Regions from separate parts of the Homo sapiens genome. Here region 1 is linked to region 2. The links are chromatin contacts, found by Hi-C or POLR2A ChIA-PET in ENCODE. All regions are on one chromosome and are shown on one strand. Each heading gives the region's core, a stretch centred on a gene start or an enhancer-like site at or near the end of the contact. The rest is flanking DNA. Distances are from core to core; before and after follow the strand shown.

Evidence for each region. Hi-C counts contacts between places; a loop is a spot of excess contacts on that map. ChIA-PET counts read pairs that join two places held with the same protein, here RNA polymerase II (POLR2A). Pooled maps may share reads with other maps.
Region 1: a pooled map shows a loop between it and region 2 (2.5-fold over the local background). The contact joins the promoter of MYCBPAP here to the enhancer-like site in region 2. A Hi-C loop is called at or near these places in 1 of 50 pooled maps. POLR2A ChIA-PET finds 5 or more read pairs at or near these places in 3 of 52 experiments (GM12878, HEK293 and Panc1).

Annotation. Positions count from the first base shown.
Region 1 is chr17:50,505,825-50,509,688 of GRCh38, reverse strand. MYCBPAP (MYCBP associated protein) reads right to left here and starts at 1,250. Exons shown (of 19, transcript NM_032133.6): 1 at 939-1,250. The coding sequence starts at 1,014. RefSeq lists enhancers at 1,025-1,154, 1,175-1,234 and a silencer at 1,255-1,544.
Region 2 is chr17:50,281,755-50,285,188 of GRCh38, reverse strand. It overlaps TMEM92-AS1 (TMEM92 antisense RNA 1), which reads left to right. Exons shown (of 4, transcript NR_125805.1): 2 at 982-1,231; 3 at 2,638-2,721; 4 at 3,313-3,434. Among named protein-coding and RNA genes, the nearest start is that of TMEM92-AS1, 4.4 kb to the left of the region's middle. RefSeq lists a silencer at 1,498-1,547. Within about 2 kb of position 1,833, at least 2 of the 41 ENCODE cell types and tissues checked have a DNase peak (open chromatin) inside an H3K27ac peak, as active enhancers do.

The sequences.
Region 1 (3,864 bases), core at 1-2,500, 230 kb before region 2:
CGCAGTGGTCCATGCCTGGAATCCTAGCAGTCTGTGAGGCCGAGGCAGGAGGATCGCTTGAGGCCAAGAATTTGACACTAGCTGGGGCAACACAGCGAGAGCCCTGTTTACAAACACACACACACACACACACACACACACACACACACACAGAAAAAAAAAGCTAAAAATTAAATTTAAAAATAAATAAATGGAAACAGCCAAAAAAGATCAAAAGGGGGTGGGTTGCAAGTGAGAACATGTCCATGGAAGTCAGTCCGCTATCAGACGCCCTGTGGCTCTCCCAGGTGCAACCAGAAGAAAGCTGTAGAGGGTAGGAAGCAGTCATATCTAGCGATTCTTTCCAGGCTAAAGGAGCTGGATAAGTGTCATCCAGCTGGAAAGTGCACGTGGTAGGAAAAGGCAGTCAAAAAGAGAACTAGCCAAGCAAGGCCTTTCTTCTGGGTTTTTCCAGCAGGAATCCTAAGTGACGCCTGCCCCGCTCCCCGACCCTCCTCTACCAAATAATCCCATCAAGGTGGCTGGTTTCAACACTTCATTCTTTCCTCTTCCCAAGGACCCCAATTCCTGGCCCTTCTACCCTTAAACTCTTTCCTGGCTCTTCTGCACTTCATCCAGTCCGGGGATCCTGCCTCCTGCATGCCACCCTAAGATGTGGTTAGAGGTAGCGCAAGGCCATCTCCCCAGCCAGTGGTCCCTGAGGCCCCTCTGTCAGTCTCCCACTTCCTATGTCCCCATCCCCAAGGCCCAGTGCGCTGTAGGCTCTTCCTGCCTTGCCCCCCATCCCTAAGGGTCCTATGCCCAGTACCCCACTTCCCCGTGATCTTTCCTCCATCCCTGGTGCCATCCCCATCCTCCAGGCCCCGTGTCCTGAACTCTTTCCGGGGACCGCTTCCCCTCTCGGGTTCTCCCGAGCGCCCAAGGCAGCCAGCGCCAACCTTTGACATTCTCTGAGGCCTCTAATAATCTGGTCGGAGTTATTCTGAGGCGGGAATCCTTCTTTAGAGACTTCATGGTGCCGCCCGGCACCATGAAACGTTGCCCTGCACCGCCGGCCCAGAGACACCGAGGCTGCGCCGCACCCGCCAGCCAACGGCCGCCACTGCGTCCACAGCAACCGGTGCCCCGCGCGGGGGCGCGCATCCACCGATCAACTTGGGCGGAGACGGCTTGGAAACCTCCTTCTTCATCGGGCCGCGCACGCGCCCGCCGCCGGCGGCTTCAAGAGCGACGGACCCCTAGAAAGCCCTGCGGGCCCGGCCTGTGACGCCACAGGCGGCGCCGACGAGCGCCGTGACGTCACCAGCCGGGCGGGGCGGGGCGGGGGACCCGGGCGAGGACCCCCGCGAGTTGCGGGAGCCGAGGGCTGGGTGGGAGTGGCTGGCTGGTAGGGGTGCATGACCCGCCTCGCCCCGCCCTGCTGCTAGGCCACGGGGGGCGGGTGGGGCGTCGGGGGTGCCAGCCCCTGCTTCCCGCCTTCCTCGACTAAGGCCACATCCTGTCGAGGGACCTCCCTCTGCCCCCCTCACAGCGGTTCTGGGGGGGGATCGGGCCTTTCAGGACGTGCTGAAACCCCTTCGTGGCGTACCGTAGGTTTTAGGTGTCCCTGCCTGCCGTCCCCAACTCGCACCAACGCGCCTGGAGACCTCCCGGGTCCACGCTCGCTGCAGCCACTTTGGCCTTTCATCACTTCCCAAACCAGCCAAAACTTTTGCCCTGACTTGGGGCATTCTCACAGTCCTTGGAGATGCTGCCTCTGATTATTTTAAGTTTATAAACGCACCCGCTTTTTTCGCCTTCCCCTGGAGCCCTGAGGCATTCTGGGATTATTTCGGTTTTTTGTGTAGTTGCCTATTGTCAAACTGGCTCTCAGAATGTATGAGAGCAGGAGCTGCCTCAGGCCCTGCCCCCAACCCAAAGTTTAGCACTAGTAGTCAGGCAGTAAATTGTACCTCAAATAGTGAAGGGGTTCTAGAGCCAGACAATTGGGTTCTAATCCCAGCTATGTCGGCTTGTTAGCTGTGTGTTCTTGAGCCAATGCCTTGACCTAGAGAGCCGGTTTTCTCTGCTGGGCACAGTGGTTCAGGCCTACAATCCTAGTGCTTTAGAAGGCTGAGGCAGGAGGATTGGTTGAGGCCAGGAGTTCAAAATTGACCTGAGCAACGTAGGGAGACTCCATTCTAAAAAAAAAAAAAAATTTTTTTTTTTTTTTTTTTGAGACGGAGTCTTGCTCTGTGCCCAAGCTGGAGTGTAGTGGTGCCATCTCGGCTCACTGCAACCTCTGCCTCCCAGGTTCAAGCGATTCTCCTGCCTCAGCCTCCTGAGTAGCTGGGATTACAGACGAGTGCCACCATGCCTGGCTAAGTTTTGTATTTTTAGTAGAGATGGGGTTTCACCAGTTGGTCAGGCTGGTCTCGAACTCCTGACCTCGTGATCTGCCCGCCTCGGCCTCCCAAAGTGCTAGGATTACAGGCGTGAGCCACCGTGCCTAGCCTAAAAAAATTTTTTTTTAATTAGCTGGCTTTGGTGGCCCACACCTGTAGTCTTAGCTACTCTGGAGGCTAAGGCAGGAAGATTGCTTGAGCCCAGGAGGTCCAGGCTGCAGTGAGCTCTGATTGCACCACTGTACTCCAGCCTGGGCAACAAAGTGAGATCCCCATCTCATACATCCATACATACATATATACATACATAAAATGGAGGTCATAATGCTGCTCTCACAAGGCCACTGCCAGGGTTAAATGAATATGTATGTATTTCTTTTTCTTAGCGAGTATCTCACTCTGTTGCCCAGGTTGGAGTGCAGTGGCACAATCATAGCTCACTGCAGCTTCAAACTCCTGAGCTTAAATGATCCTGCTGCCTTAGCCTTCCGAGTAGCTGGGACTACAGGCATGTGCCACTGCACCCAGCTAATTATTAAATTTTTTGTAGAGACAGGGTCTTGCTATGTTGTTCAGGCTGGTCTTGAACTCGTGGGCTTAAGCGATCCTCCCGCCTTGGCCTCTCAAAGTGTTGGGATTACAAGCATGAGCCACCTCACCTGGCCTGAGTGTGCATTTAAACTACGAAACAGGGTGCCCTCCATAAACTGTAGTATCTTCTCAGTCAATTCTCAAAATCATGCTGGGGTTGAAGGGAGGGGACACATTATAAGCCCATTTTACAAACGGAGAAACTGAGCTCCAGAGAGAAGGGTGTAATGTCACCTGACTAGCGGGAAGCACAAATTGAACCTGGTTTTCTAAAGTCCAAGGCCAGGGCTCTTTGAACCCTGTCTCCTGGGACATTTCTGAGTTTGCAAGAGCTGCCCCAGACAGCGGAGGAGCTAGAGACGATGCCAGCAGTGCTGGTGAATCCCTGAGTTCCCTGTGTGTTGCCCGTTGCTGGGTCCTGCTCCAGGGCCATGGCCCCTTCTTCACACTGCTCTAGACCTTGCTCTCCTTATGACTGAGGCATCCTCCACGGACAGCCCCTCTCCTGCTCTCCGAGGCCCAGGCTCTGGCTTCCCTCTACCCTCTAGAGAATCCCCAGTTCCGTTTACTTCGCGACTGAGCACTTATGATCCAGCAGGCTAGGTGCTGTGCCATGTGGGTCCTCCAGGAAGCAAGCACTGAGATGAACATAGGACCGCAAGAGGTTTATTGCGGAGAGAGGGGGTAGTGGCAAGGCCGGTGAGGGAGAGGAAGCAGGAAAGGGCTGGGAGAGCCTCAGACTGTGCTGCAGATCTAACAAAGTCTTGGCCAACCCAGCATGTCCTCTGGGCAAAGAATGTTTGTTAGAAGTTGTCAGCTAACTGCCCTCCTTGAGGGTGAATGGCAAGTTCTTTCTTGAAGGGAGACAGGAATGGCTCACCTCCGTGGC
Region 2 (3,434 bases), core at 584-3,083:
GGAGGGGCCACACACTGCCTAAGTCCTGCCAGCTACGGTCAGGGGTTTGAAGTTTATTCCAATGGGCAACTTTAAAAAAAATTTTTTTTTGAATAGGGTCTCGCTCTGTCACCCAGGCTGGAGTACAGTGGTGCGATCACAGCTCACTGCAGCTTCAACCTCTTGATCTCTTAAGCAATCGTCCCACCTCAGTCTCCCCCTGCCCCACCTCCGCACTACCCCGCCCTGCCATCGGATAGCTGGGACCACAGACTCACACCACCATGAGTGAAGCCAAAAAATACAAACATACTTTTTGTATTTTTTTGTAGAGACAGAGGTCTCTCTATGTTGCCCAGGCTGGTCTCGAACTCCTGGGCTCAATCGATCTTCCCTCCCACCTTGGCCTCCCAAAGTGCTGGTATTACAGGAGTGAGACATGGCGCCCAGCCCATTGGAGGATTTTTTTTTTGAGACGGAGTCTCGCTGTGTCACCCAGGCTGGAGTGCAGTGGCACGATCTCAGCTCACTGCAACCTCTGCCTCATTGGAGGATTTTAAGCACGGGAATAACAAGTCTTGTTTGCGCTTTAGAAAGATCTCCCTAAGTGCAGTGTGTGGGATAAACTGCAGGGGGTGAGATGGAGACAAGCCTGGAGGCAGAAATCAGGTAGTTCATTAGGATAGGCTGGGCTAGGGATGAAGGTGGCTTGGTCGAGGGCTGTAACCGTGAAATGGGAATAAGTGGGCCTAGGTCTATTTTGCAGGCAGCGCTGTCAGGATGATGGAGTGAGGGAAAAAGAAATCACAATAATTTCTTAGTGTTTTAGCCTACACAGCTGGGCGAATGGGGAGCGACATCTATTTATGATAGGAGACCTTGGGAAGGACTGGATTTGAGGGGGTGGTGGAGGGAAATTCGAGCCTGCTTTTGGCTGGGAGATGCTCATTAGGCATCCAAGAGGAGGCGTGAGGTAGTTAAATATGTGAATCTGAGTCCCAGGGAGAAGTCTCGGCGGGAGATTAAGTCTTGAGATTCATCAGACCAGAGATGGTCTGTGAAGCCGCAGATCAGGATGACAGCCACTATGGGAATGAACAAAGATGAAGACCGGAGACCCCAAGACAGACCTCCGGGGCAGCCATCACTGAGAGAGGGCGGAGGAGGAGGGGGAAGTGAAGGCTCCTGAGGAGAAGGCCATGTGGAGGAGGGAAACCAGGGGAAGGTGGAGTCGGAGACATTGGAAGAACAGGTAAGGAGGCCATGGCCAAGCGTGTCAAATGCCACTGAGAGATAGGCAGGGGAAGGGACCTTTGGCCTTGGTGACATGTAGGTCACTGATGATCTGGACTAGAGTCATCTCCTGTAACGGTGGGGACAAACGGCTGCTTGGAGCAGCACAGAATGAAAGTGGGGAGGGGGGAGGTGGAACAGCAGATGCCAGAAGGGCTGGGGGCCTCCAGGGAGAGTTTCTAAAGGAGGAAGGGTGGGCATGTTATAAGCGGATGATAATGATCCGGGAAGGGGAGAAAGGCTCTGCAGAGACAACTGCAGGGCCAGGCCCTAAGGAGCAGGAGGGCTGGGGCCCAGTGCAGGCTGGAGGAGCACGATGCAGCTTCCACTGTGCTCTGGCGGGGGAAGGGGGCACGCGTGGATACTGGGTGGCAAGTGTGGGGCATGGAGGTGAGGTGTGCTGGTGTGGGTGCATCCTTTCTTTCTCTGAAGCGTGTGGTGGCATTGCCAGCTGAAATTGAGGTTGGGGGTGTGGGAGATTTGAAATGAGTCATTTCAAGAGCGGGGAAGTGAAGCTGTGAAAGCACATTGGAGGAACCGAGGGCCTGCGCGAAACGTGTGGTTTTGATTTGGAAATGAGTCTAGTCACACAGGGGTGCTGGTTCTTGAGCCATAGTTGGATCCAACTGGAGTTTGGAGTTTGGAGTTTCTCTGGGTGAGCACAGTGAATGGGGAAAAGGGGTAAAGGATGCAGGGTAGTGACTGTAAGGATGGTTTAAGGACATGGTGATGGCGCTGCCAACAGGCAAAGACTGCTGGTTCAGAGGGCTGGGTGGGCTCAGAGAATTGCTGGCATGGTGTGGTGGTGACATAGGACCTACCTGAGCTGGAAGTACAGGAGGTGATGTTCAGAGTGGGAGGCTTGAGGTGATCAGAGCTGACAAGATAAGGTATGTCCACTTGAGACTGTGGCCAAGGTAGAGTGGAGGAAAGCCTGTTGGTGTTAAGGAGCTTCTCTGAATATTCTTACTTGGCCCTTCCCAACTTTGTTTTTTGTTTGTTTGTTTATTTGTTTTGAGACGGAGTCTCGCTCTGTCACCCAGGCTGGAGTACAGTGGCGTGATCTCAGCTCACTGCAACCTCCGCCACCCAGGTTCAAGCGATTCTCGTGCCTTACCCTCCCAAGTAGCTGGGATTACAGGTGCCCACCACCACGCCCAGCTAATTTTTGTGCTTTTAGTAGACAGGATTTCACCATGTTGGCCAGGCTGGTCTCGAATTCCTGACCTCAAGTGATTTACCCACCTCAGCCTCTCAAAGTGCTGGGATTACAGGCATGAGCTACCGTGTTGGGCCCCTTCCCAACTTTGGATTCAGAGCTACGTCCTACCAGAGCCAGAAGGGGCCACGCTCTTCACTGTACAGATGGGCACACCAACGCCTGGAGATGTTGGATGCAGAAGGCGAAATGTCAGAAGCTGGAGTCCTGCATCTCAGCTGGAAGGTGAGGTAAGATTCCTGCTGGTGTTTATCCCTCTCCTCACTTCCCTCAGCAGCAGCCCCTTTCTCCTCCCCTCCTGCATCCCTGGAGCAAGTGCCTTAAGGCCTTCCTGCTTCAACATGCCCCCCACCCTACAGCCTTTCCTGCATTTCCCTGTCCTCTGGGGAGTCCCTGCAGATAGAAATTCAACTGCACAGCCACGAGGAACATCTCCTTGATGTTAACTAGACTGTGTTTCTTTACAAATATCTGGTGGCAGATCTCTTCATTCATTCATTCATTCATTCATTCATGCACCCATTTAATCTTCATTCATTCATTCCATCTTTCATTATTCACTCATTGGGTTTGAGCAACTAAACCAGCCACGAGGGATGAAATTCTCCGTCACTGTGAAACTGCTCATTCACCCAACTAGCCAGCTCACTGTTTCTGTCATTCATTATACACCTCATAAGTCCTGCATAGGTCTGAGATGTGGGCTTCATGTATGTCTGGCAGGCATCCAGGCTTTCCCATCATGTGTCTGTCCCCTGGGTCACATCCATGTCAGGTGGGTACCACAGTCTAAAGTCCTTGTATTCTCTTCCACATACCAGGGCTGATAATTTATCAGTTGCCATTGATCAAAGTTCACAAGGCAAATCTTCATAAACTTCTAAAGCTGCCTACAGTTTCCCGTAAACAAATCTCTAAATTTACAAAAGCAATGCTTGCTGAT